2 separate regions of the Mus musculus genome follow, and region 1 is linked to region 2. Evidence: chromatin loops called from intact Hi-C (ENCODE). Cell type or tissue: left cerebral cortex. All regions are shown on one strand. Each heading gives the region's core, and the rest is flanking DNA. Links, peaks and the distances in the headings are about the cores only.

Region 1 (16,397 bases), core at 5,072-13,071, 220 kb before region 2:
GTTTACATTGTAGTGAAGGGCATGTACTGGGTTTTATATCCCAGCAGTTACTGAGCTTGGCTTTTCTCATTTGTTTTGTTTTGTTTTGTTTTGTTTTGTTTTGTTTTGTTTTGTTTTGTTTTTTAGGGATTTTTCAACCTCGCCGCACTGATAGAGGAAGGTGCTGTCATCCCACACCACATCCTGGAGTTCTTGGAAATCGACCCTTCACTCCATTCCAGTAACACCTCCATACTCCAGGAGCTCTACGAAAGGTGAGCTCTGAGCCACTCTGAATCGATGCAATTTCGGGGGGGGGGACAAGTGGGTGACACTTTGACCTTAATTCAAGCTAGCATCACCCTGATTTTATGATGTCCAATGGTAGAAAATATTGCCAGAATTGTATCTGTTAGAGAACCTTCAGCTAAGCCCAGGTGCTCTTCTCGTTCCATTGAGTTTCAGGTTTGTCATAGAATGTTCTAGATCTGAAGTTCAAGTGCTGACCAAGACATTCCATAAGAGTGGACCAAATTAAAAACAAAAACAAAAACAAAACCCCAACCCACTCACCTAATTAGCTTTTCTAGAAAATAAGGGGGCCCTCCTACACATGGACTTTGGATAGACGCTCAGAAATAGTGTTTCAGTACATCCTGTGTTCAGGGTCTTTCTTAGGAATGAAGTATAACCTTTCCAGAAGTTTCTGCTAGGATCTCCAACCACCAAATTGGGCCTAAAGTGCTTAGAATTACTTAGCTTCATGCTCTGTCACCATCTTGAGGGAGTTTGAGTATGCAAAAGCAAATACATGTGAGTATGAGGGACGGATCATGACTGGTGCCACCAAAGCCAGGGACACCGCAGTTACCCTGGGCTTTGTTTGCAGGTGCTGGAGTCTCAGTAATGAGGAGTCCCTTAGCCCCTGCTCCTTGGCCTGGCTTTACCTTCATCTTCGGCTTCTCTGGGGTGCCGTTCTGCACTCTGCCCTGGTGAGTATCCTGCCCCCACCAGCCCCTGCCTGGCCCAAGGTTCTGCTCTCCCACTGTCATCTTACACTCGCTCCCAATGTCTGCAGATCTACTTCCTGGGAACCTTCCTGCTTTCCGTGGTGATCGCCTGGATGGTGCTTTATCTCCAGTATATCTCAGGTAAAGCTTCCTTTAAAGCCACAGCAGGGGGGAAGGAGAAAGGGGCTTCTTTTTCTCTCCCATCAAGAGCCACGCCCTCTCATAATCTTGGTCATGCTTCATTTCTTAAGCATGTCCGTGCGTGGTACAAAGGAGTCCTTACAGTGTCTCACAGTCCCCAACTATCAGGGAGCCTCAGACGATTACAAATCTCAAACTTTTAAAAAAAAAAAAGGTGGTGTTTAATTGGTTTATCTTTTGAGCTTAAAAGAAAACAAACTAAAGTGTTCCCTTTCCTCCCCCCCCCCCCCCATATATGCTTGAAAACCTCATTTTAAACCCGGCTACTGTATAAAGTATTCCCAGTCATGCAGTCAAAAGTATGAAAGAATACACTAATATTCATAATGCAGAAGTGTGTCTAGCTAGCCAGGACTTGGAGAGTCCACTTTGGTGCTTGCTACACAAGGTTCTGTTTTCAAGCTAGCAGAAATGGAGTGAGTACTCTCATCACTTCTGATTGGCCTTAGACTCCAGACTTAGCTACTCAGTAGCTGTGTGACTTAGTACAAGTTACTCAACCTTTCTGATCTCCCAGTTTCTGGTGAATCAAAAAGACAGTCTAACATAATTTCTAAAGGATGTAAAATGAGGGGGACAATTAAAAAAAATGCACATAAGATGCTTATCCCAATGGTGACTGTGGTTAAATGGGAGCTGTTTTACCTACGTGACACACAAAGCCCTCTCAATGAATGTTAGCTATTTTATTTGTCTTTCTAGGGTTAAAGGAGGGTCCCAATTCTACCTTCACATTAGTATCTCACACTTAGCAGGGGCTCAAACCCACAAAGGTCTCTTGGAGGGATGTGACAGATTTTCCACCAATGGCAACAAGAAAAGGAAATAGATCACAAAGACCAACAGAAACACTTACAAATGGGTAATTAGGGGTGGGGCAGGCGGGCAATGGAGTGTGCCCATAGCTGTTATTTGTGTAACAGATAATCAAAAGTGAGAGGAGCGGGATGGCCTCTCTCTCTCAGGCGAATGCAGAGTCTTCCTCTCATTTTCCCGGAGGGGGGGGTGTGGGCTGTGGTCCACAGCCCTGCCGAGCTGGAGGCCTTGTCCTCTGCACCTGCGTATATCTCCCTAGGGCACACTCTGTCTCGAGGCTGAATTTGTTGCCAGGTAGAACACATTTATTTTGCATCTTGTCAGTGTTTTCCATTTCAAATTATCTTTGTCATTTTTTTCCTCTGTGGAAAAGCTGTTGTGACTATTATGAATGCAGTTCTGTTAAGGTTGCTGGAAATTGCCTTGATGGTTGTACACCAGCTGGTGGCCATGAAAATTCATGGGCGGGTGGGAGCCTCTGTATCAGACACCGGCTTCAGGGCTTCATTGTCAGCCCTCTGTATTCTCGTCTCCTTGTCCCTCCTGCTCCTTCATATATCACATATATTTCCCTGTCCCGTCTGTTTGGGCCATTGGGTCACTCGCTTTCCCTCACTGTCCAAACTTTTTCATTTGCCTTTTCCAGTGTATCCCCCCTTTCCTCTTGACAGCCACAGAAGATTTAGTTGGGATGAGATCTTTAAGAAGAACTTAATTCTCTGTGTAGCATGTTACAGACGAGGAAACTGAGGCCAGAGAGGTGAAATGCCCTGTTTGACTAAGGAAGTGAGGCCAAGAGGGATGTAGGATGCAAACTGAAAACGTGCTTTCAAAACCTCAATACTTTAAGATGTTATAGACTATCTCAAGCTAATTACCCCTTTTACAGTAGGAATCTTTCCTAATTGGTTTTAGAATCTTGAAATAAAATTTATAATCAACCTGCCCACACACATATTTGCCTTAAAAGCACTATAATGGATAATTAAAATAACATAACTTATTACAAAATAATGTTTCTATGTCTAAGTTCTAGCCTACTGCGTCTTAGCTTTACTGGGCATGCAAGAATCAGACCCCATGAGGATTCTGATGGCGTGAGCCTAGATTAGACATTTGCAGCAAGCCTCTGGGTCGTGCCACACTACCGTTCTGTAAAACATGCTTGGACCAAGACTAGAAAGAGTAAAAAGGAGGGGCTCACAGGCTTCCAAACTGTGCCTGCCCACGGCGGCCCCACCAGCCCTGTGTGAATTCATGCAGAGAGCTGAAGCATCTTCTTCATTCCTTTCACTGATGTCTAAAGGTCCTGGTTCAGAGTGGAAACATGCCAGCCGTTTTGAAGTAAGATTGGTCCACGCAGGAGAGCAGGTGACTGAAGAGGTGATGGGCAGGTGACAGGGCATAGAAGAGTGGGCTTCCTAGGGGCCAAAACTTTAGCTGCTGGCATTTCCTTGGGGAGCTGATGGAGTCCGCAGTTCCCTCATTACACCACAGGAATTGGAGGTGTGGATGGCTGGTACTTATGGCAGATGAGGGAGTGAAACAACCAACCATGTTAATTCCCTCTGGGTGCTGGTTAATAGTCAGTAAAGAAGGCACGGGCTTGAAAGCTGGGAGCCTCCCCAAAACAGCATATGGTGAGGAATGTCACTAGAAATTTGGACTCCTATTCATTTCAGGAGTTTGAAGTTTGTTTGTTTTTAATGTTTTTTGATTTTACATTTTAATGGTTTATCAGCAAGTTGTTCGTATCTCTTGTGTGTTCAGCTCCAGCCAGCCTCATTTTTCTCCCAAGTTTGTATGATGCTCTGATGTTGAGTCAATTGCCACAGCCTTTGCCACATGAAATGGTCTTGTGTTCAGTGGTACAGGACTGGTGTTAGCCCCACCAGCTGTGGGGAAGGAAGCTGCTAAGATTCTGACCCTGCTGCTACTTGTAGAACAATGCGGAACAAAGGAAAAGCTGTCTTGGGCCTCTGTTTGTTCTATAAAATGGAAGAATATTTTGCCTACTTCTTTCTGCAGCTGAGAGAACCAAATGAGATGACTTGGTGTATATAAGCTGGTAGCTGTCAGAGTCCATCCTGTCCTGTGGGGCATTTTGCCTGCAATTAGAGAATTCTGCCACAAGGAGGCGATCATACTTAAGGAGACTGATTTGCCTCTGTTAAGAGTTAAGCAAAACCTAGCATGCTTTTGCTATGCTGTGGGACTTTTTCACTTTAGAAGCATTTAAACACATGTGTTCCCAATCCATCACAAGTAAGAAGACAGGGGACAAGTACTGTACGTTACTTACGGCCATTCAGGAAACTGGTTTATTGCTTCCCCGTGGCAGCTACAGCTTTTAGGAGACTCATGCTTCTCACAGTAAGAATGTCCCTGGAGTTACTTGATTGCCACAGGTCTGAGAGCAGAAATCCCATTGCTCCAGGCCTACACAGCTTCTGGGACTCTGCCCCGGGGTTCTTCACTCGTCCACAGAACCATTAGCATTTTCCTTGATGCTTTCCAGTTTCAGGTTCAGCCGCCCCGCCCCTGCCCCAGACTCCAGAAAAAGCTTTATTTCACTGCTTGAGAGTGTTTCAAAAAGCACTGCCTCCCCCTGCACACCAAAAACACCAAGCCTAATTACCTTAATGGAGCAGCAGCCATTTTGAAACCCCAAATATCCCAAAGTAAAGTAAGTCCAGAGCCAATGTTCACCTGTGTGTGCTGCAAACATCCTTCAAACAAAAGAAGCCTGGAGCCTGGCTGCCTGCCTGAAGAGGAGGAAAAAAAAAAACAGTAGGAAGAGAAAACAGAAGTGTCATTTCAAAGAAAGAGTCCTCCTTTTGAAAAATTGAAATTTGAAAACACAGAATCAGAAAGCCCCTAAATCCTGAGTTCTTAAACCCAGAAACTGGAGTGCTGGCACAAAGCCACAGGACAAAAATTCCACACCTGACTTCACGTAACAGGTTGCCGTCAAAATGCAGGGGCACTAAAAATATCACATGAAATTACCTTTCAATCTATGCACATAAGGAGTATATATGAAGTAATGAATTTCACATTTTGACTTGAGGCCATAAGATACTTCATTATGCATAGTCTAACCTAAGCCCTAAGTCTGAACTCTGAATCCTGCCTGGTCTCGTTCATTTCAGACCAAAAAACAAAACAAAACAAAAAAAACAAAAAAAAACAAAACAAACAAACAAACAAAAAAAACCACCTTCCATCTGCAACATGACTCTAAACTTGATGTCTAAAGAATACACCACATAAAACGTGGTCTGTAGAGCTTCCAGCTCCCAGGGATGACAGATGACTCCGTAGTCTAGCCCAGGCCAGTCTGTCTGTCCTCACACCGCCCAGGTATGCCCCACATGGACTCATCCTTTCAAGCTGGGGTTAGCCTAGGTTTTTTTTTTTTGTTTGTTTGTTTGTTTGTTTGTTTTTAAACAGAATGTAAACTTGTCTAAGTGAGACTAATTCAACCTTTCTCTGCTCTGTTCCTATCCCCTATGTTTCTAGCTAATGAGCTTTCTGCTAAAAGCAGAGTGCTCATGGAGCAAGCCGATATAGTCTTGAAGTCAGAGATTTTGCACAAGGAGTCTTTCCCACCACTCCTGTTCCCCAGCTTTTGATGCCCTCTCGTACCTGTCCTGGACTGCTGAGGACTAACTCACACATGGTGTGAGGTGTCCAGGGCCACCTCTGTGTCCCTCATTCTTACCAGTGGCCTGCCATTTCAGTATACGCTCTCGTATGTTTTTGTTACAGGCTGCATCTTATCAACTGGCAGCCGGCAGCCAAATGTAAGAGGGGTCGGCAAAGTCTCATATAGTCCCCCGCTCGCCTCAAGCTACCCCTGTAGTAGAGCCTGCCTGACCTCTGATCTTCCTGTCTCTCCTTCCCAAAGGCTGGGGTTTATAGCCCAACATCTCTAGTCCAGCTTAGTGCTAAAGATGGAATCAAGGGCTTCGGGCATGTTAGGCAAGTGCTCTACCGTCCGAGCTACACCCCAGCAACACACTGTTCTAAGGAATTAGTTAACAATTGCTTTGACTTTTCTACTCTGCCCCTGGAAATCTGAAACGCCCATCTTGGCTGGGCTTCTAATAAAATTGTACTGTGGACACATTTGAATTTCAAATGCTTTCACACACATCACAAAATCTTATTCTTGTTTTTATTTATTTATTCTTCCATTTAAAAGTGAGCCATACAAAAACAAGCAGCGACTGCCATTGGCCCCCAGGTCCTGTGTGTGCCAGTTCCTGATTATGCTCACTAATGTACAGAAAATGATCCCCCAGCCAGCCAGTAACCCACAAATCACTTCTCTTTGGCTCTGGAATTACTCCGTAATTTTTTAAGCAGCACGACAATATTCCTGGTTACCTTGATTCTAGCCCAATAATAAAATTAGCATGCATTCCAGGTGAGCAGAGACAAAGGGGCCACTTTAAAATTAGGACATGCGGTGTGGGGGGGGTGGCGCTCATGCAGTGATTGCAGCCCCCGCAGAAGGAAGAGAACCCTCACACAGATAGTAACAAACTTGCTGTGGAAACAGCGGTAACTCCTTGTTGTCCCTGTCCAGAGGCATTAAGTGGTGGCAGTGCTAATTAGGCATTCTTTCTACATTTACACATTGGCACTTTTTGTTTTAATCAGAAAACCAGTTGCTGATTTATCTTGTTACCATGGTGACTTAGGCATTCCCTAAGCTTGAAAGTCCGTGCCTTGGTGTTGTATTAACTTCCACAGAGGTCACCGGAAAGGCAAATCTCATGGCAAAAGGGGGTCCAGACACCAGCTGCCCCAAGCCCTTCTATTCCCAGGAGAGAAAACAGAGGAACCAGGGATTCTAAGATGTGTGCAAGGAATTATCCACAAGTCAGTATCTAGCCCCGGGGTAGATAACAGCAGGTGAAGAAGACACACCCAGGCTGGGCCTCCCGACTGTGGCCCAGTGGTCTTTGAACCTCCTCACTTGGTCACCTGCCTCTGAGCTTTTAATAGCCCTAGTAATGTTCCACCAACCCAGCACACCTGGCCTCTCCTCTCCTCTTTGGTTCCACATTTCCGGCAGGTGCTGAAAGGAGCTCTAAAGAGTAGTCCTGCTAGAAAGCTGGTGCCCCAATTTCTCACAGTGACCCCCTGGGGGGGGAGGCCATATACAGACAGAGCTGTTGAAGTGTTGGACTGGCAGCACAAGATGGCATCTTTCTATGGTACACACATTTCAGATTGGCCTTTAAAGGTGGCTCCAACGAGCCATCAAGATGGCTCAGCAGCTAAAGATGCTTGCTGCCACTCCTGAAAACGTGCATTCGATCCCCTGGACCCGTGTGTTGGAAGAAAGAGAACTGGCTCCTCCAGCCTGACCTCTGACCTCCACATGTGTATCTGGTGCATGCACACACTTATACATAGACATTCTAAATAATTAAGTGCAAAAAAAATGATACATAAGATAAAAATGACACCCCCTCCCCCCCACACTCTTTACAAAGTCAGTAGGGCTAAAACACTACTGCGTTTAATTAAGATCACCGCTTACAGGTAAACTAGCTGCACCTCCACAGACTTTGGCCACTGAGTTCACTACTCATCACACAGCTCTGGATGCTGCTACCCCCATCTTATAGCTGAAAGCTGGCTCAAGATTACCCAGCTGAGAAAACATCAGTACTGGCCAATTCTTAGTCTTTCCTGGCTTTGAAGCTCATGTTGTTGTTATCCTGGAGCCTCAAACAGGGGGCTGCAGGCATCCAGCAAACAAATGCTTTAGCTCTTTTATCAGTCCCCAGTGCCATGTACCTGAGATGAACAAATCTTAGGACGTTTCCCCAGTAACACTTCCCGCATACCTCACCTGCCAAGCACTGCTCTCAGTGCATTCTCTCACTTAAGCCGTGGACTGCTTCCGTGCCACAGAGCCTCCCATTTTCTCCATCTCTTGGAGGTGGGAGCATGTGATACCTCACCCAAGTGACACTGCTGTTAAAGGCCAGAGCCCACCGTCACTTGCAGCACTTCTAAGTTTAAATTCATTAAGCAGGTTTTGCCACCTCCAGCATGGGTGGCCTTCAGAGCTGGTCACTCACTGCTGTGGGGCTGTCATGAGTCCTGCTGGAGGCTTAACATGATCCTTGGTTTCCACTCGGTAGATGTCATCATCCCATCCCCACTGGGCAGGTGTGACAAGTGGAAATGTCTCCAGACAGTGGCTCTGTCCTTGGGAAGGAAACACCACTACCCTTTGAAAATTACTGACATGGGGGGAGTGGGAGGTGGAGAGATGCCTTAGTTTTTAAGAGCACTAGCTGCTCTTGCAGAAGACCTGGGTTAAGTTCCCAAAACCCCCCAGGGCTGCTCATAACCATGTGTAGCTAGTTTCAGGGAATTCAGTGCCCTCTACTGGTCCCTGTAGGCACCAGGCACTCAAGCAGAACAAAAAAAGAAAAAAAAAAAAGTGCACACTGGCAAAGCACTCATACATATAAAATACAAGTGAAAAAGAAAAGAAAATTGCTGCTGACAAAAACTTGATAAACGATCCTCTAAAATCAGGGCCATTATCCTCTCTTTTAAAGATATATTGAAAACCTAACAATTTTGTGGAAATACAGCAATTGTATTTTTTTTCAGTTGTTTTGTACAATTATTTAAATAAAATAACTTGGGCTGAATTTGACACACAATCCAAATGGGATAAGAATGTAAATAAAACTAGCCCTCCTCTGACTGTTTGACACTACTCATGGTTGTATTATATTGACATCATGGGTCAGGGGGAGGGAATAGGATCATAGCTCACAAAACTTATCAAAGTGATCACAGCAACCATTTGCCTGGAAATCCTGGAAGACACGCAGTGGCTTAGAACTGTAGGACATGAGAACCATCAGGGATCTTTACAGAGCTATTCCAACCTGGTATTTTATAGAAGGGAACACAAAAGTCCAAAGAACCTAGATAATGGTCCAAGGTTGTCTATTTACCTAGACTTTGGGCCACCAGCCAAGGAGCACCTCCTCCTGCTTACTGGGTGGGGCTTGGTGTTCCACAGGGGCTTCTTTCAAATGTTCAACTCTGTTTTTATGTCTCCGCAGCCAGTGGCTCCTCTCCAGCACCAGCCTGGGTCTCGGCAGACCCCACCTCATCCACCCCAAGTCCAGCTGTGCCTCCGGCTGCAGATGCCTCCGACCACGACCCACCCATGATGGCTAACGGCCCTGAGCCTCGTGGGTGAACTGTGCGCCCCTGGTCTCTCCAGCTGAGAGACGGTCCTTTTAGCAGCTGGTTTGGGAAGGCTGGTGCCAGGCGTTACACTGATAAATACCTTAAAAGTCTTGTGAACTGGATGCCAACTTTGCACTTGGTGTCTTTTTGTTTATGTTTAAACAAGAACATAGGCAGAGCAGACTGTAGTTATCCAACAGATTCAAGGGTTACCCGGAAAACAGGGGAATCGGGGGAGGCGAGCTGAGGCTTTGGACTTTCCTTCCTGGTGACTGTTCTGGGAACCGCAGTCCATATGTGGAGCGTCCATATAGAGTCATTTTTAAAAGTTTTAGTCTGTCTTCATCCCCTTTTACCAGAGAATAGGAACTTATCTCCAAGGCTGACTGACGATGCTTCAGTACCTCTGTTTGCCACCGCATCCTGCTCCGCAAAAGCCCAGCTGGTTGCTCTCTGAGTCCCAAATCCAGCAGCTAGAAGGAGCCTTGAGACAAACACTCCACACACAGGGAAGGCGATAACATTGTACATTGGTTTACATTTTTTCCCCCTGTGGATTTTTCTAGAGGTCATAGTGCTTCCAAATCATTTGATGACATTATTGGGTATCGTTTATGTTTCCATCATAACACATGCAATAACATCTAGGAAATCTTTACCGTTTAAGTGTAGTCTGCTTCCCCATGAGTCACCATTAGAATAGACTGGCAGCAATGGAATACGCAGACAAAAAACAAGCTGTTAGTTCATAGGTTCATCACCACCCCTTATGCCTGCCTGTGTCTGTATAGGTGTGTGTGTGTGAGAGAGAGTGTGTGTAAGAGGACAAAAAAAGAACAGAGTGTCTGTGCACTGTATGCTGCTACAGTAGTAAATAAATCAGTAACGCAATACTGTGGGTTCAAACTATCTTTGCACTACTTTATTTACAGTAGTAAATAAAATTATTTTTCTACAGTTGACTACCAGGAAGTGGCTTCTTTTCTTGTTCATTGTCACTGTGGTCGTTATTCAAAGTGCTAAGGTCAGAGTGTTCTCCTTAGGAGCCTCCCCACCCCCAACACACAAACCAACACCCTACAGGAAAGCGATTGTCCTGCTAACCATTGACAACTGTGGAAGAGAAGGTGGCAGGAAGCTCCCTTCCAAGAATTCGAAGCCTGCATCTGTGATGTTTGCCCAGCCTCACACTCTGTCAGGGCTGAAATGAGTGTTTCCTTGAATTCTAGATTAACCTTTCAGTTTGCCCCCTCTCTCCCATGTGTACTGTTCTCATTTGAGCAAAAATTATCTCAGCCATTTGTAAACGAGCCAGACTTCGGGGTCTAATAATCCTGGTCCTGCAACTTACTCAGTAATGCTGGGATTAGCCCTCCTTGGGCTTCATACTCTTGCGCTATGAAATGAGGATTTAAATTTTTTTTAAAATCTACTTCTTGGGCATCTCACAAGGCTTAAGTGAGATTTTGTGTGTTTGTCTCTGTCTCTGTCTCTCTCTCTGTCTCTCTCTCTGTCTCTGTCTCTCTCTCTCTCTCTGTCTCTCTCTCTGTGTGTGTGTGTGTGTGTGTGTGTGTAGCCCACAAGAAAGTGCTCTGAGTACAGGTCTGTCGTGCTGTTGGGGCAAGAAATACAAAAAGCTCTACAAGGCACTAGGCTCTGCCTCAGACCTCTGTCGAGAGCAAGCACACCCATTCCCTATGTGCTGGCACCATTCCCTGTGACTGCTGACAGCTCACAGCTGCACTATCCAGTGGGTCACACACACTTGCAAGGATATCCCATGTCCCGTTGCTCATGGACGTAGGAGCAGTTTCCCAGTCTTGTCTTCATTGGTTACTTTTCTGTTTCTGTGAAAGAACACCATGATCAAGAGCAACTCAGGGAAGAAAGAGTTAATTTTGGCTTACAGTTTCAGGGGATAAGAATCTGCATCACGGAAGAAAGTTAAGACAGTAAGTGATAGGTACGGAGGCTGGGAGAAGACATCTTCAATATAAACTTGAACCAGAGAGAGTGAGCTGGAAATGAGATGAGGCTTTGAATTCCCAAGGCTTGGCCCAGCGACATAACCTCCTTCAGCAATGCTATACCACAACACCAAACAGCGCCACCAACTGGAGACCAAGCATTCAATTACCCGAGTCTGTGAACCACACTGTGGCTATTGCTATTTGGACACAACAGCAGGGTGGGCATAGTGCCAGGTAGCAGGAGCAGGAAGCTGAGAGATCACCTCTCCAGTCATACACAGAGAACAAATTGGAAGTAGGTCAAGGCTATTAACTCTCGAAACCCACCCTGCGTGACATACTTAAACTCTCGAAACCCACCATGAGTGACATACTTCCTCCAGTAAGCCACTGCCTTCGAAAGGTTCCACAACTCTCCCAAACAACATCACCAGCTGGGGACTAAGTCTTTAAAATATATGAGCCTGTGGAGAACATGTTTTCATCCAAACTACCATACGTATCTTCTCTGAGATGTCCTATGTTCTTCTGCACAGTTTGAACGTATCCAGGCATCTGCATGTGCCCTGGAGAGAGATGCACATGGGGTAAGGAGAGGGGGGTGTTGGGATACAGGTGTTAGCTATCTGCACTGTAGAAGCAGCTGTATCCATAGGAATCTCTAAGCACCAATGAAGCTGGAAGCAGGACCATCAATGAGAGGAATCTGATGAGAACGGGCCCGAGCAAGCTATTGCATTGCCTGACAGTCAGGGCTGCCATGACAGGTTGCTGTAGTGGCTGGACAGTATCCCTTTATTACATTGCCACCAGGCTCCAGCATTACACCAGCCTCCAGAGGAATGGGAGATGGAGGTATAGGGACACATTCTGAGAGTGATTTTCCAAAGGAACCTGTTAGTTTATTACATTGAACAAAATAGTGTTCCAACCTATGCAACTGCCCGCCATTATTGACATCCAGGGAGTGCACACTCAGAAGGAAAACTTGATTGTAGATAAGAGAAATGAGATTTCAATATACATCTGAGCGTCATATAAATAAGTTTCAACTCCACTACCACGACAGCACAACAGATGCTTCACGGTATAAAGTGATGAGGGTGGCCATTAAATGCAAAATTGCTACAGAGGTGGGGTTGAGCCTTGGCAGGTGGGCAGGACTTTGACAAGGTAGATGGAAAGAGATGTCCCCTGGGATCGAATTACCACCAGGCCATGGGCCTAGAGGTGGGACTATGCACACAGTACTGCAGAAAGATTAGAAGGTGGGTGTGGGGGCGCAGTGGGAGGACATTGATCAGGAGGGCAACGGTATTCCAGTTGGTCAGAATGGCCCAGAAACTCAGTCATGCATGAGCCCAGCAGACAGGCTCTCCACAGGCCCGGACTTGCCTTCTGGAAACTGCAGATAGAAGCTAGGAACTTGTGATTACCCAGGGTTAGCTGTCCCCTTCACAGCTCAGGAAGCTGAAAGCGGTCCTCCTGACATCTCTCAGAGTGGCAAACAGATTCCAAGAGTCACAGAGAAAGTAGGGTTGTGCTTCGGGGGCGGGTCTGGGGCATAGAGGCCCCACACGTAGCTCCTCTCCCAGGAAACAGCATAAAGAAACCAGCTGACTCGGCCAAGACAACTCATATTTTATGCTTTCTCTTCACTCCACAAAGATGCATCGGATTGATTTTTCCAGAGCTGGGCTCACATTCCACATCACCTCTGGTGACCGAGCCACTCAGCCAGGCAGAACGTCTTGTGGAAGAGCTTAGATGAGAAAGGTGCCAGTCGGTGCATGCTGAGGTCTGGGTGCGGCCACCCCTCAAGGCTCCAGTTGGTTCTGCTTAACAGCCCTTTTCTGAAATCAAACACAATCAATCTCTCTCTCTCTCTCTGTCTCTCTCTCCCCTCCCTCCCTCCCTCTCTCTTTCTGTCCCTCCCTGTCTCTCCCTCTCTCTAACATACATACACAGAGAGAGAAAGGAAGGAAGAGAGAGGAGAGAAAGAGAGAGAGAGAAAGAGAGAGAGAGAAAGAAAGAGAGAAAGAGAGAGAGAGAAAGAAAGAAAGAAAGAAAGAAGAGAGAGAGAGAGAGAGAGAGAGAGCTCTCCACCCCTGTCATGGGACACACGCAAGCCTATCTGTGCATGATGAGTCATCGTGCTTGTAAAGTGGGGGGGGGGGGGGGGCACGTGAAGCCCGTGCCCGAGGCTACCCTCTGCATGGCTCCACAGGAGAACTCAAGGTGCACGACTCCCACCCTCAAGGGAAACAGATCAAGGAAGTGGAGGAGTGTGCCCCACCTTGATGAGTTCCCAGCTCCACGGAACTATAAATCTCTGTTGCTCAAGCCACCCAGCCCGTGATGGTTTGAGATTGCCGTCTTTGCAAATGAATATAAAGAGTCACCGGTGTAAGAAAAATTGCACATGGTAGAACTTAGGGGATGTCTAAAGAGATTCTGGGAAGCCTTATAAGAATTTCAGCACCAGAAGAGGGCTGAGTCATCCTGCAGTGGACACTGCCCCATCCTACCCGTCCCACAACCCAGGGGCCCATCCAGGCCACTTGGGTTCTATCTAGCTCTTTGGACTCAAGCTATCTTCAAGCCTGGCAGTACTAGTATCACTTCTGAAACCCATTCCAAATGCTTCATGACTCCTCCCAGAGTCAGAGATGCCAGTCTTGCTTGGATGCTCCCTCCCACCAAGCTGTTGCTTTCGGTATCACTGAGTGTGGTTGACACTGTCAAGCCGGCACGATCTTCTTCACCTAGAAGAAAACCCTCTGCATATCTCTGAAAGAGTTTTAGATTAGCTTCCTTGAGGTGAGAAGATCCACCCTAAAGGCAAGCCACCCCATCCCATGGGCTGGGATTCTGGATCAAGTGAAATAGGAGAAAGTGAGTTGAACTCCTACATCCGTGTCTCTCTCTCTCTGCAGATGCCATCTGGCCAGCGGTCCCAAGCTCCTGCAGCCTCCCCTTCCTTGGTGAACCGTGTCCTCTCGTACTGTAAGATGAAATTAAGTCCACCTTCCCTCAAATTGCTTTGTTACACCTGTAAGCAAGGATCCTGGTGACACTCTGGGGCATTAGGAGGCTCCGTTATACCCCACAACACACAGACTTGGACCAGCATGGAGACTCCAGTGTCCTGTGAGAAAATATTTTGACCTCTGTTGATGACTAGGGTTCAGATACTCTCAAGTGGCCTGACAGATCTGAGGACCACCCCATCCTTCCCATCACACAACCCAGGGGCCAGCATCTAGGTCACTTCCTGGTCCAGCTCTTTGATCCCAAGCACAAGCCTCCAATGGTGGAGGTGGTGGGCACCGGGGATCTGGAGCCCAGACCCAGCCATAGGCCCTAAGGGCTGAAGGAGACAGGGTGAGTGTGTTGTTGCTTTCAGAGGATCTAGAAGCTTCTCAAGGTCAAATGACTTCCTGGGGCCTGAGCAGACTTTGTGATTCACTCCTGAGCACAAAGGAGACAGAGAACATTTTTGTCCTTGTGCCCTTTTTCAAAGCCTTTACTACAGTACTGCATCTGGCTCAGTGTATAACTTTCTACCAGTGTGTGACAGATGTGTTGTCCCACATGACGAAACTCAACTCCTCTTCTGGTCAGTCATGGTAACTCTACTGCACTTTCACCCACAACCAGCCTTTCAAGGGAGCTGAACCAAACTCAGAAGGGTCATCTGGCCGAGTTTCAGTCAGCACTTCAGGACCCTCTGCTGGGATGGCGTTTTCCTCTGATGTGGAGAAACCATGGTAAATCAGCCTTCTGTGTAAAGGTGACCGCAATTGCATTCCTGGAGTGTCGAAATCTGAGACTCTGAATATATATCTCTGGTTCCCACAGTACCAGTGCAAATCAAGACACACACTTCCTGCACCTCACAGATGAATCAGCCATTGCTACAGCAATTCTGAAGAAGAAACAACAGCAAGATGTCTAGGCTCAAAGCCAGGCACCTGGGGCGGGGACGGGGGGGCGGGGGCACGGGTTTATGTGGTTCAACAGATCCAGGCTGGACTCTGGACATGTGGTTCCAGCCTGTGGGTGTGGGGATCCACGCATGCTCTATACGACTCTCCTTCTGGGGTCAGTGGGCAACTGGAGCTTATTTACCTTAAACAGACCAGGCTATGCCACACGACTATGCTTCCTACGAATTCTTAAGAGTCAACAGATACAGAAGAGATTTCTGCCTTCCATTTCTCTGTCTAAAAGCAAGGCATTTTTTTTTCCCTCGCAGGGTACCCTCTCGTACCAGGAGAGGAGAGAGAGTTGTGATCGGTAAGAATCAGTTCACAGTCGGGCCTGTGTAAGCCAACCTAACACATTTAAAGCCCAGAGACACTGCTCAGAGGCAGAGTCCTGAACAAAGGCTTGAGCGAGGCAGACCCTTGGGTTTAATTCACAGCAAACCCAAAAACCTTTATCCTTCACTAACACCCCAAGGTTTCCGAAGTACTTCCCGTGATTCATTCTTCACTGAGGTACAAACTCCGTTTCCTTGCTTACAGTGACGCTCACTTAGGACTCAGTTTCTGCTGCTCAGGGTTCCCTTCTTTCTTGGTAAGCTCTCATACATGTAACACAGTCACGAAGACTGTGTCTTGTCCCCTGTTCCTCTCTTGTTCCTTTAATTGGCAAATCTCCCTCAGAATAATAGAAGAGAATGGTACACACTTTTGTCCTCTGTCAGACCTCCGTGTTCGTTGATATTTGTTTTGTCTCCTGCATGTAATTGCTGGGTTATTAAGGCAAGGGAATTTTTCAAATCACTCCTTATTCTAGTTTTCTTCCTATTGATGCAAAACAAAACAAAAAACACTGACAAAAAAAAAAAACAATTTGGAAAGGTAACGCCATTATCTCAGCTGCCTACTTACAGTCCGTCATGGAAAGAAAATTCAAGGCAGGAGCTCCAGGCAGGAACTAGAGTGGATCACAGAGAAGGGCTGCTCACTGGCTTGCTCTTAGCGACTCGCTGAGGCTTACTCTTTAATACAACCCAGGACCACCTGTCTGAGGGTGGTTTGCACGTTAATCATCAAGGGAGAAAATGCCCCCAGAGGGTGGCTTATTAGTATACCTGATGGAAGCATTGTGTCAATTGATGTTCCCTCTTCTCAGATCTCCCTAGTTTGTCTCAAGTTGAAAAATTGATCCC
Region 2 (16,397 bases), core at 3,734-11,733:
GGGAGGTGCAAAACAGGTGGGGGATGGGGCCAGAGAGTTAATGGAGCAGAAAGGATACTCCAGGCAGCAGAGTTTGGTCTCCAGTAGTTTCCAGTTAGATCTCCGCCTCTGTGTCCCTCAAGAGCAGCTGCCTCTTCTTCCGGCGCTCCAAATTACCCCTTTATTATCTTTTCTCATCACCTAGAAACTTCTCTGTCATGCACCTCTGCAACCTCACACGGTCAAGTTCAGAATCATTTCTCACTCCGAGCAGCTGCCGTTCCCATGTATAAGGAGCCTTGGAACCCTGAATCCTGGCGTTTCTGCCTCCTCGGTCTCTCCATCATCATTATCTGACACTGCCCCAGTCCCTCTCTGCTTCGTCTCCCTGTGGTAGTAGCCTTTCCCCTCCTCGAGTGCTTCTTCCTCCCCCAGACACCCAAACGGTCAAATGTACCCCTAGTTTACCAGTGTGATGTGCAGGGATTTTTAAGCCATTGTGTTATTCCCCTTATTACTAATTTACTTACTGATTTTCTTGAGAAAGGTCTGTCTGTGCATCAAACCTGACATCCCCTAACTCAGCTCTAGAGTGCTCCAATGACAGGCTTGAGCCATCAGATCTACCGTTCATTTATTTTCAGTCTTTTATTCCCCATGCTTAGCATGGCAACCGGTGCCTCATGAGTACCAGGCAAGGGCTCCACCACTGAGCTGTGGTCCTGTTTTTGCTGTTACCGTTTGGTTTAACTTGGTTTTGGCTTTTGTTTTTGTTTTTTCAAGAGTCTCCTTCTAAGCTGGTGGTGGGGTGCAGGGGAAGCAGCCCCCTTATTCCAAGAACATTTCAGGGAAACTGAGAGACCATTGGAGTGAGGAGATCAAAAAGGAAGGGAGGACATGAGTGACGTGGGTTCCAGGAGTGCCACGGGAAGCATCGGGAGGCAGCTCAGCAGTCATGAGAAAGTTATACTAGAAAGCTCCTTTCTGCTTCGTGGTGTTCACGCTCTCATTCCCAGCTTTGCACCCAAAGCCAGGAGATCTGTTGAGCAGACAACACTGTCTTAGTCAGGGTTTCTATTCCTGCACAAAACATCAGGACCAAGAAGCAAGTTGGGGAGGAAAGGGTTTATTCATCTTACACTTCCACATTGCTGTTCATCACCAAAGGAAGTCAGGACTGGAAGTCACACAGGGCAAGAACCTGGAGGCAGGAAATGATGCAGAGGGCATTTAGGGATGCTGCTTACTGCCTTGCTTCCTCTGCCTTGCTCAGCCTGGATCTCATGGAGGCATTTTCTCAAGGGAGGCTCCTTTCTCTGTGATAACTCCAGCTTGTGTCAAGTTGACACACAAAACCAGCCAGTACAGATGGTATGAATGAATGAGTGACGTAATTGCCAACGAGGTAGGGCTGGGCTTTCCTGTGTCATCAAGTGGTCCTTTCTCTTTCTCAAACTAACCATGACGAACTAGCAACTGATCCCCAAGTAGACCACAACATTCTTGATTTCCCTCCATTTTTTTTTCCCCCTTTGTGTTTGTGTGAGTGACTGAGTGCTTGTGTGTAAATGTCAGAGAACAGCTGACAGGAACGAGTTCTCTCCTCCCACCAGTCGAGCTCTGGGGATCGTTGCTGGCCGAGAGTATCAGGCTTGGAAGCAATGAACCATCTCACTGGGCCTAAATCGTGACCTCTCCAGGAACATGAAGACATGACAGACAGGATGCTACCAAGTAGATGTTCTCTCTTCCCTCCATCTCCACGCACACAGAACATCAACACTCCCTGCAAAGAAACATCTCAGCCAGACATGTGCCTGAGAGTACCTCCCTCTCTTCTTCCCCAGGAGCAGGCTGGGACTTTCCAGCCTAGTGACCAGAGAGTTGCCAGAACTGTGGGCGAGAAACACCGACTGGTACTGTTTGCACAGTTCTGCACTGGGATGGGATATGGGTTTAATCTACCAATGCCCTTCCCTCTGCCTCCACCTTACAGCTGGGGGTTTTCACTGTCTAAATATTTGCAGCCTTTCTCTGGCCCTGCCAAAGAAAACCCATAAACACCTGCAAGAGAAAGATAGCCCCTCCCCAGGCTGCCGGAAGAGGGCCAGGTTCCTGGTTTTATCAGCAAAGGACAGTGTCTTCTTTTCTGTGAGAGCAAAGAGGGCTGGTAGCCTGGGGTGGGAGGGGGTTGTCTCCTGACTTTGAAGAGAAGAGCTAGTATTGTGGGCATGTTTGAGGATGGTGACCTGGACCCAGGGCTTAAATGAGACTTGTTGCTGCTCAGCACATTCTCCAGGGCAAAGCACCCTCTCAGAGGAGCCAGGACAAGCAAGAATGAGACCTGTCCTCCTCACTCATTGGACACCGAGGTTCTGGAATGGATGGACTTCTGCCCCGAAACTGACTCTATCACTTTATGATATCGGAGGAGTAACCTAACCTTCCTGAGCATCAGTGTTCCAGCTTCTAAAATGGGCAGATTAGCAACACTCATCACTCACTGTACTTGCTGGGATTCCATGGCTAACAGGAACTGTGAGGCATCAATTGGGTGGTGCTCAATTCATCTCAGCCGCCATCTTTCTCAAGTATGTTTATAATATGTAATTGCAGGCATGACTGACCCGGTGGCCTATTTAACACAGACGGAAACATGCTCTTGAATTTGAGAAATAGGGAAGGAAAGGCCAGTAGAAACAGCGCGGCATCCTTCCTGGGTCCCCTAACAGGTCAGCCATGTTCCTTTCTTTTCAGCGTCCCCTCCCAGCACACAGTAACTGGGCTCCCTAAAGGCTAGTATTCTCCTCCGTCTCTGAACCTTTCCAACCCCCAACCTGTACCTCGTCTTTGCTACTTTGTAGCTTCTTCTTTTTCCCACCTTTTATCCCCACTGTTTTACCACCTAACATTAGATAGGAGAGAAACAAGGATATAGAGGGGAAATGAGAGAGAGAGAGAGAGAGAGAGAGAGAGAGAGAGAGAGAGAGAGAGAGAGAGAGAGAGAGAGAGTGAGAGAAGGGGAGAGAGAGAATCCCAGAATCTAATTTCTTTCTGTTTGTTTCTTCTTTGACCATGGGTACTAACAAACCACAACAAACCTTCCTAAAAGATCATCAACCACCCCCACCTACCCACCCCCTCAGGGAATTCCAAACATCACACAATTGCAGAAATTACCTGCAGCTGGCAAAACCATGCTTCTGCTAGAGCACGAGGCAAATCATAGTCAGCTGCTGTGTCTAAAGCAGCCCCACAGCCCACACTTGGGATTAAAATGAAAGCACATCCTTATAATTTGTCTCTGTTTTTTAAAGGAGTCAAAATTCCAGAATTCCCAAAATGTCACTACACCAATCCACTGCTCAGAAAAAATTTCTCCTCCAGGATTCTCAGCCTTCCTGGATTATCATGGCCTAGCCCCTCTGTGCTTACATCATCCTGAGGGCACAGGATTGTGAAGTAGCTGTGTACTCTACTGGCTCTCCTGGCCAGACCAGGAGCCCTGGAGCTAGGGCCCAGACTCTCTCACCTATAATATTACCAGCACTTGGCCCGAGGAGATGCCAGAATGAATGTACACAATTCATTCCTTCACTATTTCCTGAACATGTACAACGGAGGAGTCCAGGTACACAAGTCTTGTGGAAACAGAAAGCTGAACTCCCTGCCATCTACAAGTTCCTCCAGAAGACAGAGGATACAGAGTGAAGGAAAACCATCAACGTGACAGTTACATCACATTGTCACCACCAGGGAAAGGGGTCCTCTCTGCCTGCTCACTGCTGAACTGGCCCTCTCTAGCCTGTCTGCTCACTCAGTGTCTGCTCACCGAGTCAGTGACCCACACAGCAATGCACAAGTGACTCTTCCCACACAGAACTGACAGTCCTGACCTGTACCTAGCCCGCATGTGGCTCAGGGGGGACCATGTTGGCCACTGTGGCTATTTCTGCACAGGACTTCTGTGAGACTGCTTTCTCCTGAAGACCCAGCTTTGAATCTCGCCATGTCTCCTGCCTGAGGCAGAGTTGTGCAGTAAAGGAATCCCAGTGGTGGTGGCTTCCTGCTTGAGGTTTCCTCCTGCGAGGACTAGGTAAACCAGTATAGCCACAGGGACCAGCCCACCCCCGTGTTTTTGAAACAGGTATTTCCTCTAAATTGAGAAGCTGAATCACAATGGAAGCCTAAGGAGCCCTAGACGGGCCATGATACGTGGTGGTTCATGCTTATAATCCCAACAATTGGGAAGCTCATCAGGAGACCGTCTCCTGTTCTGGGGCCAGCCTGGGCTACAGAGATCCAGCCTCATACAAACAAACAAAGAATAATGACACAAAGCCAACAAGGAGGCCTCAGAGGCTGAGGGCTGGCCCTGAGCATGGCTGCTTCCTCCAGCTCTTCCAAACCTTCCCTCCCAAAGCCACACAGCGAGCTTAGGAGTGGACACAATGGTGATGAGGAGAGAAGGCCGGCTGCCCATGGCTCTCCCAACTTGGTCTCCAGGGTGAGGGGCAATGATGAAGGCTGTAAACAGACACTGTCTCATGCAAGTCAAGTCTTCTCTCTCTCTCTCTCTCTCTCTCTCTCTCTCTCTCTCTCTCATTTTTCTGTGTCTCTGTCACTGCCTGTGTCTGTCTCTCTGTGTCTTTATCTCTCTCTTTTTCTCTGTCTCTATTTCTCTCTGTCTCTCTCCCTGTCTCTGTGTCCTTCTTGGTCAGTTTGTCTCTGTCTCTGTTTGTTTCTCTCTCTATGTCTCTCTGTCTCCATTTCTCTCTGACTCTCTTTCTGTTTGTTTGTGTCCTGGTCACTGTCTGTGTCTGTCTCTCTGTGTCTTTCTCTCTCTCTTTCTCTGTCTCTCTTTGTGTCCCTCTCAGTCAGTTTGTCTCTGTCTGTCTCTGTCTCTGTCTCTGTCTCTCTCCCCTACCCACCCAACCACCCAAGAATGAATCTAGGACTTCCCACATACTAGGCAAGTGCTCCACCATTAAAGCTGCATCTTCACACCCCCCCCCTTTTTCCTACACTACCTAAACTGTCCTGAAATTTCAAGCAAGCTCCAGGCAAGCTTTGAAGCTGTCACCCTCTCACCTTAGCCTCTAAGGTATCTGGGAATACAGGCCTGTTCCACCAGGCCCAGCTTCCCTGTCCTCTCTATAGGCAAAGCAGAATGGTTCAAGCTCAGGCAGATCACTGTCTGAGACCAAAACATCCATATAGAAAAGAACCTGGGGTGGCCAGCCATTTCGGCTACAGGCCCACACCTACATGTGAATTACCAACAGGACAATGTAATGAAGTGCAGGCTCCGTCTGTCTGCTTACCCTTAGGATCAGTCCTGTTCACAGAGCATCCATCTTGCCTCCAGAGTCAGCATCTTGACCCAGGTGGACTTAGAGATGCAACCGCCCTCCATGAAGATTTCCAAGCCTGTCTCTGTATCTTTGCATGCTACTCCCCAGCTGTCCATCACCAGGGCAACCGGACTTCTCAGGCAAGGGAGGCAGGTGGGGTGCTGTTGAGTAGAGTGTTGCAGTCCCACACGGATATTTCAGGCTGCCATCCTGGTCATCTCAGCTCTCAGTTCTGCTGCATCACTGGCCGGGGCTGGTTGGCGCTGGACCCACAGCTACATCTCACAGAAGCACCGTGGGCAGGAGAACTGGTCCCTAAATCAGAATCACTTTAGATGACTGTATTCGAGTCATTCCTGGGACCAGATTGATTTCTTAAATGGTGGGATATCTATGGTGCCTTCTCTATAAAGAAAGTCAAGAAACCATGGGCAAAGGGCTGGGGTGATGGCTCAGTCAGTAAATGTGCCTTGCAAGCATGAGGGCCAAATTCGAATCCCTCCAGAACCTGTTCCAGAGAGCCAAGTTGTAGCAGTGCGCATGTGTAATTTCAGTGCTGGGGAGGTGAAGACAGGCAGATTCTGGAGGGTCACTGGCCAGCCAGCCTAGCTCACTAGGTGAGTTCTCGGCCAATGAGAGACCCTGTCTCATGAAAATGAGGTGGATGGCACTTGAGGGACAAAGGCAGTGACCACCCGCTCTATACGCATGCGCATGTCTTGCGCTTGCGCGAGCACACACAAACAAGCGTACACAGAGAAGGGTAGTCTAAGTCACGTTTTCTCAAAGTGCCTCTGTTATTAAAGTTCCTCCCATGGAGGACACACGGACGACAACAACACCTCCTCCTCCTCCTCGTCCTAGTCCTCCTCCTCCTCCTAGTCCTCCTCCTCCTCCTCCTCCTCCTCCTCCTCCCAGGGTCCCAATGACAACGCAAAGTGATTCCACTAACGTTCGCTCTGGGTAAACCAATGACTGGTTAGGATTACTTACAGAGCAAGGAGTGGGGAATTAAGGACAGGAGCATGGGTGACTTTAAAACAGTCACAGGAGAAAGTCTGCACTCAGAAGGGATAGTGGCTCATCCAAAGCTACGAAGACCAAGCCCCCTTCTCTCATCCTTCCCCATGTGTGTCTTCTATTCTCTATCCCCAACATCATTCATAGGCTTGTTGGGCGAATCACAGGTCAATATTGATAACAGACTTAGGGGGGATGGATAGGCAGTATTAAAATATATATTGAGTGCTGGTTAGAGATGACATTCAGTGGTAGAGCAGTTTGCCCACCATGGGTAAAGTCCTGGCTTCAATTCCCAGAGCTGCACTCTTGAGGAAAAGAGACAGACAGACAGACAGACAGACAGATGCACGCATGGACTAGAATTTGGTACTTATTCATCAAGACATCCACAGTGGAATGTGAATACACAGTCCCACGAAGGTAGAGAAGCCAACGTGGGCAACTCTTCTCTGGACTGAGAAAGATTAAGTCCCTTAACTGCTGTTTCAACCGAGTTCCCAGTTGGTGCTCCCACAGATGACCACTAGAGGGAGTCTCTCTCTTTCTCCCCGTACACAGCTCCTCAGGAAATTCATCTCAGTTCTTAGTAACCCGGGTGGCTCTCTCTCCGGTCTCTCTCCAAGTGTTTACCACGAAGCATGGTCACATTGATTCACACCAACGTTCTGGAGGACACCCACGTGATACAGTCTAGGAGTCTTGTTCCGGTTCGATTTCTCTGCCAGTTAGCACTTGGGAGGCAGAGGCAGGCAGATTTCTGAGTTCGAGGCCAGCCTGGTCTACAGAGTGAGTTCCAGGACAGCTAGGGCTATACAGAGAAACCCTGTCAAGGGAAAAACAAAAACAAAAACAAACAACAACAACAAAACAAAACAAACAAACAAAAAAAAGAATTCAAAGACAGGAAAATTCTGCGGCGCAACAGGTAGCAAAAGAGAAACCTCAAGCACTGAAGACCCAGAGGCTGGAGAAAGGCATTTATTGAGGGGGGAGAAAGCACAGGTGACGACTGAGAAAAAGACCCTCTGAGAAGCCAACGGAGCGGGGGTGGTGGAGGCGCCAGGGGGACGACTCGAAAATCCAGAAGCCCAGTCTCGTCCTGAGGGCTGGGGTTTTAAAAGCTCCGGAGAATTTTCCCCTCCCACCTTACAGTTGGTCAATTTGAAGACAGACAAGATGGTTGCTTGGTCAGCAACTATTGTGTTCCTATGTTCTGATCCAGTCTTGAACTTGCTGAGCCAGTCCGTCAGCAGGGGACCTGTTGGTGGGATACAAAAGCTGCCTGGTTTTTTGTGTCAAGTAAGGAGGCTGAGGAAGGATTACGTCTTGGGAACTTCTCCATCTTTATTTCCTACTACTCTCTCCCCATCTTTCTGCCTAACAGGGAGTCTGTCTAACTCTTGGTCTCTCACGCGGAATCAGGCAGATTAGATGACTCCTTTACAGAGTACAGTCTACAGTGAGGGTGCCGGATCAGCACTGCCTCAGCTAGGTAAACAAAATTAATAACGTCATAACAGGAAATGCTATAGGTGAGGGCCATGTGGGATCAGTTGCTGTGATGTTCTGATGTCAGATGTGAACGGTAGCTCACACAGGATGATTGGCAGCTTCGAAGGAGCCTTGAGTCGAAACATAAACTGAAGCTCCGTCCCCTGAGGCTCCATCTCCTTGACATCTCTCTTGATGTAGAAAGAAGAGGAGAAACCAATGCAAAAGACCAAGGGTGTCTGTGGGAATAAGAACACAGGGGTGACGACCCCCCACCTTTCCTCCTTACATCTGCAAAATGGGTATGGGAATACTCTCTATAAACTGTACTCTTTAAAGAAGTCATTTAATCTGCTTGGTTCTGTGTGAGAGACTAGGAGTTAGACAGACTCCCTGTTAGGCAGAAAGATGGGGAGAGAGTAGTAGGAAATAAATGAGATGAAACAGAGTTGGCACTGAGAATAGTGTATAGCAATGACCAGAAACTTGGAGCAGCTAAATTACCCTTCTTGCAGCTAGAGAGATGGTTTAGTTGTTAAGAGCATTGGCTGTTCTAGAAGACTTGGGTTCCATTCCCAGCATGCACATGGCTGCTCACAACCATCTGGAACTCTAGCTCTATGGTGCCCTCTTCTGGCCTCTGTGAGTACCACACTCATGTAGTACACATACACACACACACACACACACACACACACACACACACACACACACAAAACACCTATACACATAAAATAAAAAATAAATGTATAAATACTTGTCCTCAAGTCTCCTCTCCCTCAAGGACACATGTCGAGGTTCTGGAAACAACGCAGCAGTAGAGGGGACATGCCATGTTCCCGAAGGCACCTCTGGAGGCCCTTCTAGGGAGCAGACCTGTGTGCTCAAGGCTCTGTACCCCTCACTGCCTCACACAGTGCTGCCCTTCTCTGCAGAAATAAGACATTGGGACTAGAGAGGAGTTGGTGGGAGGTGGGCAGGGCTCAGTAGTGGGTGGACAGTCTTGTGTCCAACAGCATCCTCCCCACCTCTCTAGGACCCTGAGCACATCTCAGTTTCCTCATCGGCAGAAGCAGAAGCTCAGAAAGTGCTTAGAAGAGTGAGTGGAGACTCAGGCAGGTGATGTTGAAGTGCCTTGTCCACAGTTAAGTCCTTAGACTGTAGGCTAACAACACTTTTCCTTTAGCACATAAAGTATTTGGAAGCACTAAAAGAGACGCAACGTGACAGGCACTGTTAGCCCTGCTGGGAGAGTTTAACTGGGTGCTGTTCACTGTGGAGAACGACTGGGCAGTAAACCATGAGGCTGCATTTTTGTAGCTTCCTTGGTCTGACAATTCCACTCTGAAATCAATGTAACAGAGGGACACCTCCCTTCTTCGTTGTATTGGATTTACTCAGGGATGGACAGTCCGTGGAGATCCGTGTACTGTGGTATTGAGTGATGAATGTAGCTGAAGCAAGGGGATCTTTTTTAAAGGCAAACTGAGAAAAAGTGTATGTTAATTTTTTTAACATAAGAGCTCTTATAGATTCATAAGAATCTGCCCCGGAAGAGAGCCTGTCAAACAGGCAGACAGTAGATGAAGGACGTGATCCAGGGACGTGGCTCCTCACTGCTGGACTATTTGCTATAATTCAGGGGGCAGGAGGGAGGGTGAGTCACTATCTTCAGTTGTATATCCACTGGTGACACACACACACACCCAAGGCTCCAGTGGGTAGCTCCAATCCAGTGCTTGCACCGAAGCCCCTGATAAAACTAAATGAGTCACAAAACCAAAGCAAAACATGAATCTGGGAAAGGATCTAGCAGGGATGTGGGGTTGGGAGTAGAGGGAGTAAGGATGGAAGGAGGAAAAGAAGGGCGGCGTACCCACACAAGTGTTTCCTGCACGGTCTACAGTGCCCTTTGGGCAATTTTAGTGTCCTAGTGCAATCCTGTGGGGGTAGTTCTGTCAGCAGGCTTATGGGCACGAGACTCCATCCTTGTCATCATTGTGACAGCACACTGCAGGAACAATGGGTTCATGGTTGCAGAGCCTTAGTTCTAGGCATGGTGGCACTGCCTGTGGCAGGAGAGTCTGGGGAAAGCCCATAGTCACAGAGAGTAAGGAGAAAGGCCCTCACAGTGGACCTGCTCACAGGAACGAGGAGGCAGAGGCGTGCCATTCTGCGCGCTCTCTCGCTCCACCCCCACCCCCACCCCCGTTATTCTGTCTGGATCTCCAGACCACAGAATCTTGCCATTCACCTTCAGTTAACCCCCTTTAAGACCTGCAGAGACGCACCTCTGGTCTCCTGGGTGATTCTAAATCTGGTCAAGTTGACAGCGAAGATTCACCATACAGTGCCCTCCTGGCCTGCTTATCTGTTTATTTGGTTAAGGCATGACAGTTTGACCAATACTCTAGTGAAACTCTCACAAGCACACAAGAGATGGGCATAAGGAAATGTTAATTGAAGTATTTATTCACGGTGCCCCAAACTTGCAATGGTCCACATGGTCACAGGCAGAAGTCTGGGCCAGAAGCTTGTAATGTGTAAGGTCACTGGAGGACCCTGCAGAGGGCAGGTTCAGAGGGACTGTAACTGTCCTCTGTGTCACTTTGAGTAAGGCTCTCAAAGCAGATACTGAATGACACACACAGGTAAGCTTCAGAAGGCTAGATGGGTGTAGTGACATAACAGTGGACAAGTATGTATCCTAACATAAGTGTGTAAAGGTAGCATGAGTGAGAAATGTCCCCATAGGTTTACGTATTAGAACACTTGCTCTCTGGCTAGTCGTGCTGTTTGGGAAGGTTAGAGAATCTTTAAAAGGTGATCCTTGCTGGAAGATGTACGTCACAGTAGGCGGGCTTTGGGAGCTCATAGCCCCGCCCACTTCCGGTTCTCTTACTCTGTGCTTTAACCACGACACAGACACATAAAAAAAAAATACATGATCTTATACATGATATGGAGACAATGCATATAGTCACAGTGTAAGCACGTGCCTGGGGATTAGCATGTCCAGAGAGACGGATGAAAGAAAGGACTGAGAAAGGTTACCAAGGGGACTTCAGTCGCGTCTAAGATCTTGTCTTCTTTTGGATATATGTATAGGTATTTGCATGTGCACACGCATTCTATGGCACATGCACATGGAAATCAGATGGCAGCCTCTGGGAATAGGTTCTCTCCTTCTACCATGTGGGTCCTAGAGTTGAACTCAGGTCATCAGGCTGGGCTGCAAGTGCCTTTACCCACTGAGCCATCCCTGTCATTAGTTACATTAGAAGGCACAGCCCCCATTCAAACCCTTATCCCTGCAGTGTCGTCATTCATGCTGACGCTTGCTCTACTCCTCCCATAGTTGAAATCACACATAAAATTTTAAGGTCTCTGATATTTCATGAACTTTATTCTGAGACCCTAGGGCTTACTGTCTTCAATCGCCTTTTATTTAACTACCTAAGCTCATTTGCCCATGGCCGGGCTTCTAGCCCTCTAGCCCTGCTTTAGCAGCTCAGTGAGACACCCCAGGCAGTGAGTTCACTGGCCTGGCACCCTGCAGTGCCCACCCCATGGTTGCTCTGAGCTCCTTCCTTTCTTCTCTGATCATCTGATCCGAAGTCAAGAGCCCTTGACATTCTCCTCCTGACTTCCTGGAGAGGTTTCAAGTGCTACAGAAGGACCAGGGCAACATTGTTTTTCTCACCAGGTGACTGTCCTCAATAACAGGTACCAGGAAGCCTGAGGACACTTATCCAGAATCAAAGCTTTCCCAGGAACTGTCACCAAGCCTAAGCCAGAAAGCTGGGGACACTGTCCACTCCTACCTCCCATCAGGGCTACTCACGGGGTTCCTGGAGTGTCTGGAGGGCCAACAGTAGTGCACCTGAAGTGACTGCCCAAAATTTACTTTAAAAGACACTTAATAAAAATATACAATCAGTTTAGCCTTGGAATCTCAAGAGAAACCAAAACCAGCCCTTGTTTTTCTCCATCAGAGTCTTCCACACACACAGCTCACCTCTGCCTCCCAGCCTCTTCTAACACTAAGAGAACTGATGTGGGATTCAGGGAAGACTAGACATGAAGCTGGAGCGAAGACAAATAGTCTGCCCCGTCTCGCTGCCCTTCAGCACCTGACTCTATTCCCCATCTGCAAGGCCACCACCGTCTGGGCTCTGCACTGCCCACCAGTGGGGCTGCTCCCAGGAGAAAAAGTACGGCTTCCTAGGGCTTATACCCAGGGGGACAAATAACTCCATCCCATAATACAGAGAGGGTCTGTGTCAGACAGAATCAGAGTGAGAGTGGGAGAGAGGAGCCCTGTGACAGAGGAGACCAGGAGAGGTCATTGGAGCAGTCTGACCCCTAAACATAATAAGGGGACTAAAGAGGCATGTGAGAGAGACACGGTCTGAAAAAAAGTATGTGAGGAGGTGATAGGAGATACAGATGGTGAGAGAGCAAGGGATGGACCCTGTCCCAGTACTGGGAGAGCAATGTCATTGCTGCCATTTCACAGAAGAAGAGACAGAGGCTGATCTAGGAGGTGATGGGCTCACCGCAATCACACAGCCTAGGATGTGGTCCTGGAAGCCAAGTCTGACTGCAGGAGCGTTGTCTCACAGGTACCCCAATTCTCTTATTCTAGACATCTCATGCTGTGCTGGTGATTGTCTCTGGACCCCACGAGGGACCTGCGGGAGATGCTGCAATCAAGCAGATTAGTGTTTCTGCACTAAAGCCCTCCAAACTCCAGAAAGTCAATGCAGCCCCACAAATCATCTAAATTCAGGGATGGAGAGATGGTTCAGTGGTTGAGAGCACTTGCTGCTCTCGAGGAGGGCCCAGGTTCTTCCCATCACACTTAAATGGCAATTGCCAGCTAACTTTCAGAGTCCAGAGCCTTCTATAGCCCTGCTGAAGGCTTAGAGGACACACAACATAGAGATTGTGGAAGTAGAAGGCATTAAAGGACACTGGAAGTAAAACACACACACACACCCTGGCACTGCTCAGCCCAAGCCAAGAGCAGCCAAGGCAGTGGACCATACTGGCAAGAACTTCCTGCTATGGAGAGCATGAAGCTGCAGTTCTCTGGGGCAGGAGCTGCAGGCAGCAACAGTGGGAAGCTGGCCTGGGAGTCCAGGTCCACGTCCAGTGAGAAAGCACACGGGGAATAGCAATTGCTAAGCAGACGGCTTCTGGGTTACTCATATAAGCAGGGGTGGGAAGCTAGCTCAGCTGAGAAGGAGTCAGCTGTGTAAGCTCGAAGACTTGACTTCACTGACTAGTGCCCACTGGGAAGGCAGAGGCAGGCAGGTCTCTGTAGTTCATTACCCAGGCAGCATAGCAGGACCTGTGACCCCAGTGAGAGACCCTGCCTCACCTAGGGTGACCTCTGACCTCCACAGGCACACACACATGCACATGTACCTGCAAACACACATGCAGCCAAAAACGCTCATACATATAAAATAAAATAAAGAAATCTAAAAGAAGTTTTGTTGTTTGTTTGTTTGCTTGTTTTCTTTAAGGAGCTTTACTGCTGCACTGTGTCCCCAGTCATTACTGGGTTTTACCCAGTGAGCATTGTGCAGCAGGCGTTTGGAATACATCAGTGAAGAAAATAATAAGAACTGTTGTTCTCACAGAGAGACCTGAACTCAGATTCCAAGTATCATTGCACACAGAGAGACCTGCACTCAGATTCCAAGTATCATTGCACAGAGAGACCTGAACTCGAATCAAAGTACCAATCATTGCACACAGAGAGACCTGAACTCAGTCCAAGTATCATTGCACACAGAGGTGCCTTGACTAGAAAGGCTGTGTGAAGTGAGGATGGCAGGGAGTGCTGGTGTAGAAGCCCAGGTCCTGACCTCTCTTCAGACTCTTAGCTGACTGTCTTACAATTCTGGGCTCACAGTATGGGCACTTCACTTACAAGCAAGATATGTCTGAAGAAGGAACCTCAGTTTTAAAGAAGGGTTCCAACTGAGCCCAAGAGTTAAGGGAAAAGAGGGCACGAAGGCAGCAGTGTAGGGGAGAGGGTCCCTGGAAGAGGGCATAACTGGGGCAGAGGCAGAGGCAGACGCAGAGACCAGGCTGACCCATGGCTGGAATGGAATACAGAAAGAGCAGAAAGCGGGGCGTATGGGCAGAAGGAGGAAGGATAGGCAGCGGGTCACTCTGGGGTTGGCAGGCCCCCTGAGCACTCTGCTATTAAGATGAGAAAAGGAATCATTAGGGAGTCCTAAGTCCAGACCCTCTCAGGCTTTGGAGTGTATTGTGAGTTTTGAATGATGATTGGGGTCGCCTATCAGAGTTAGAGGGTGTGGTTGAACTGTGAGTTTCATGTAGTAGTAGTAGTAGTAGTAGTAGTAGTAGTAGTAGTGGTGGTGGTGGTGGCGGTGGTGGTAGTAGTGTGTCTGTGTATCTGTGTGTTTGTGTGTCTATGTGAATGCAGATGTCCTGGGTCATGCACGTGAATCAGATAGTAACTCTGGGGAATGGATTCTCTCCTTCCTCCATGGATTCCAGAGACCCAAACTCAGGCATCAGGCTTGTAGGGCAAACATATCTTGCTTGTAAGTGAAGTGCCCACACTGTGAGCCCAGAATTGTAAGACGGTCAGGTAAGAGTCTGAAGAGAGGTCAGGACCTGGGCTTCTACACCAGCACTTCCCAGTTTACTTAAATTATCAGTATAATGAATTTGTTGGATACTCAGCCTTTGGAGGGGTTCATTTATTATTCATGTATTGACCTTATCATGAACACGAACATAAACAGATTCTTCCTGCAGTGGGCCCTCCCTGTTTCTTCACTTTTTCCCTTCTGAAAACACAGGTGTGACAGTGACATTGCTTGCTGCTGGTCTCAGAGCTGGAGTTTTGGGGAGTTTCAGCGTTTGGAAAGTTTGGAAAGAAAACACAGGCTTCAAATTGTGGAGAATTCTCTTTGTTAATTGTTATTTATTTATTCATGCTTTTACCTACCTATTTAGCAGTACTGGGATTGAACCAGGGCCCTATCAATGCTTTTATTTTAAACACTTTTTCTTACTAATGCAAGACGGCAAATGAAATAAGACTAACAGTTACCAAAAATCAAGATAAATAATAATGATGGTGTTAAAAGATGGGGTATTTGTTTGTTTGTTTGTTTGTTTAAGTAATAGAAGTAAAAGGAGAAAGGAGAAGTAATGTCGGGCTTGCAAATGTTAAGTGCCATCGGCAAGCATCATGAGGGGCAGGCTGCACGGGCTAGAGTCGTTTATGCAGATGAACTAATGTCGACCTCTAGCGGTCAGATGGATTTCTGCACTGGCCCCTTTGTTAGGCACAAGGGCTGCTGTTGCCCCGCCCCCCCTTCGCCCCCCCCCCCGTCCGTCCGTCCGCCCCCCCCCCCCCCCCAGCCTCTAATACTCAGCCTACTCTTCGGTTCTGATGACCAGATGTATCAAATCTGATTTTAACATAATCGAGTGTTCAGTAATCTCAAATTTGCTGTTTGGCTCTGCATCATGAGCCTAACCTTGTAAGACAGATCCACCAAGCGTCAAGCACAGAATCTCAGCGATAAAGTAACTGAGCCCAGACAACACGGTAGTTAGATGTTTAACTGGGACTTAAACTTTGATATCCTCACTCCGAGCCACAAGTTTTCCCATTTACACTGTTGCAGCCACTGAAAGAGAGGTGTTATCTATTCATCTAAAGTATAGATAAATGTAACGTGGGTGGAGAGGCACACAAGTAACCGTGTAAGTGGAGAAGTCACACTGCCTCTGGCCAGCTGTATGACACGGGCTTTGAGGGCCTGAATCACATAAGTTCAGTAGTGCTATAGTTTGTGACTTACGTGATATTGTAAAGTTAGGATGTTCCAGAACTGGAGGTTGGAGTTAGGGTGCCTCTTTGTGAACCAGGCTGGGACCCAGTCCCTAATGTGTATTTTATATTCCTAAACACACTGGAGAGACAAGCAACCTTCTGGGAGACAGATGACATATGGAGGAATTTCTCAGCTATGAACACCCTATTGTAACGTCCCAGTGACCCCAAACCTGAGTATCTTTGAGTACCATACTTTCATATAGTGCTGGCCCCAAAGTTCCTCCCTTCGGTTTTGTAAACACTCCCTGCAGAGTATGACTTGGTGCAATCTCTTTTTTTAAAACACTATTGATGTCTGCTTTGTGATCCACTCCTAGGTACCCAACAGAAATGGCCCTGGATGTTAACCAACTACATCTACCATGAATACCATGGCTGTTTTATTCCTAATAGCCCCAATCTGGAATCAACCCGATGCCCATCAGTAAAGTGGGGAAAAAGCTGACAAGTATTTCAGAAAGAAGAACAAAAGCAATGAAATTAAAAATAAAAAAAAAGTAGGTATCCTGGCTAGTTTTGTTTTGTTTGTTTGTTTTGCTTTTTTGTCAATTTAACCCAAGTCAGCTTACCTAGTGTGATGGTTTGAAAGGAAATGTCCCCCATAGGCTCACAGGGAGTGGCACTATTAGGAGGTGTGGCCTTGCTGTCGTGGG

The links. Hi-C counts contacts between places; a loop is a spot of excess contacts. Peaks named below come from ENCODE experiments on the same cell type or tissue, not always from the same donor. Only the 100,000 strongest peaks of a DNase experiment are listed, where the experiment ranks them.
Region 1: it touches region 2 in a loop (2.7-fold over the local background); 7 of 42 quality-filtered maps call a loop at or near these places.

Annotation. Positions count from the first base shown.
Region 1 is chr5:53,100,896-53,117,292 of GRCm38, reverse strand. Sel1l3 (sel-1 suppressor of lin-12-like 3 (C. elegans)) reads left to right here. Exons shown (of 24, transcript NM_172710.3): 21 at 127-254; 22 at 869-971; 23 at 1,058-1,130; 24 at 9,119-10,210. The coding sequence ends at 9,258. Among named protein-coding and RNA genes, the nearest start is that of Gm17182, 60 kb to the right of the region's middle. In left cerebral cortex, for the core only: CTCF peaks have their summits at 8,432 (motif pointing left) and 11,355 (motif pointing left); DNase peaks (open chromatin) are centred at 8,383, 10,988 and 11,418.
Region 2 is chr5:52,877,784-52,894,180 of GRCm38, reverse strand. It overlaps Gm30241 (a long non-coding RNA gene), which reads right to left and starts at 9,373. Exons shown (of 3, transcript XR_376955.4): 1 at 8,605-9,373; 2 at 7,951-8,086; 3 at 7,319-7,614. In left cerebral cortex, for the core only: a CTCF peak has its summit at 6,883 (motif pointing right); a DNase peak (open chromatin) is centred at 6,875.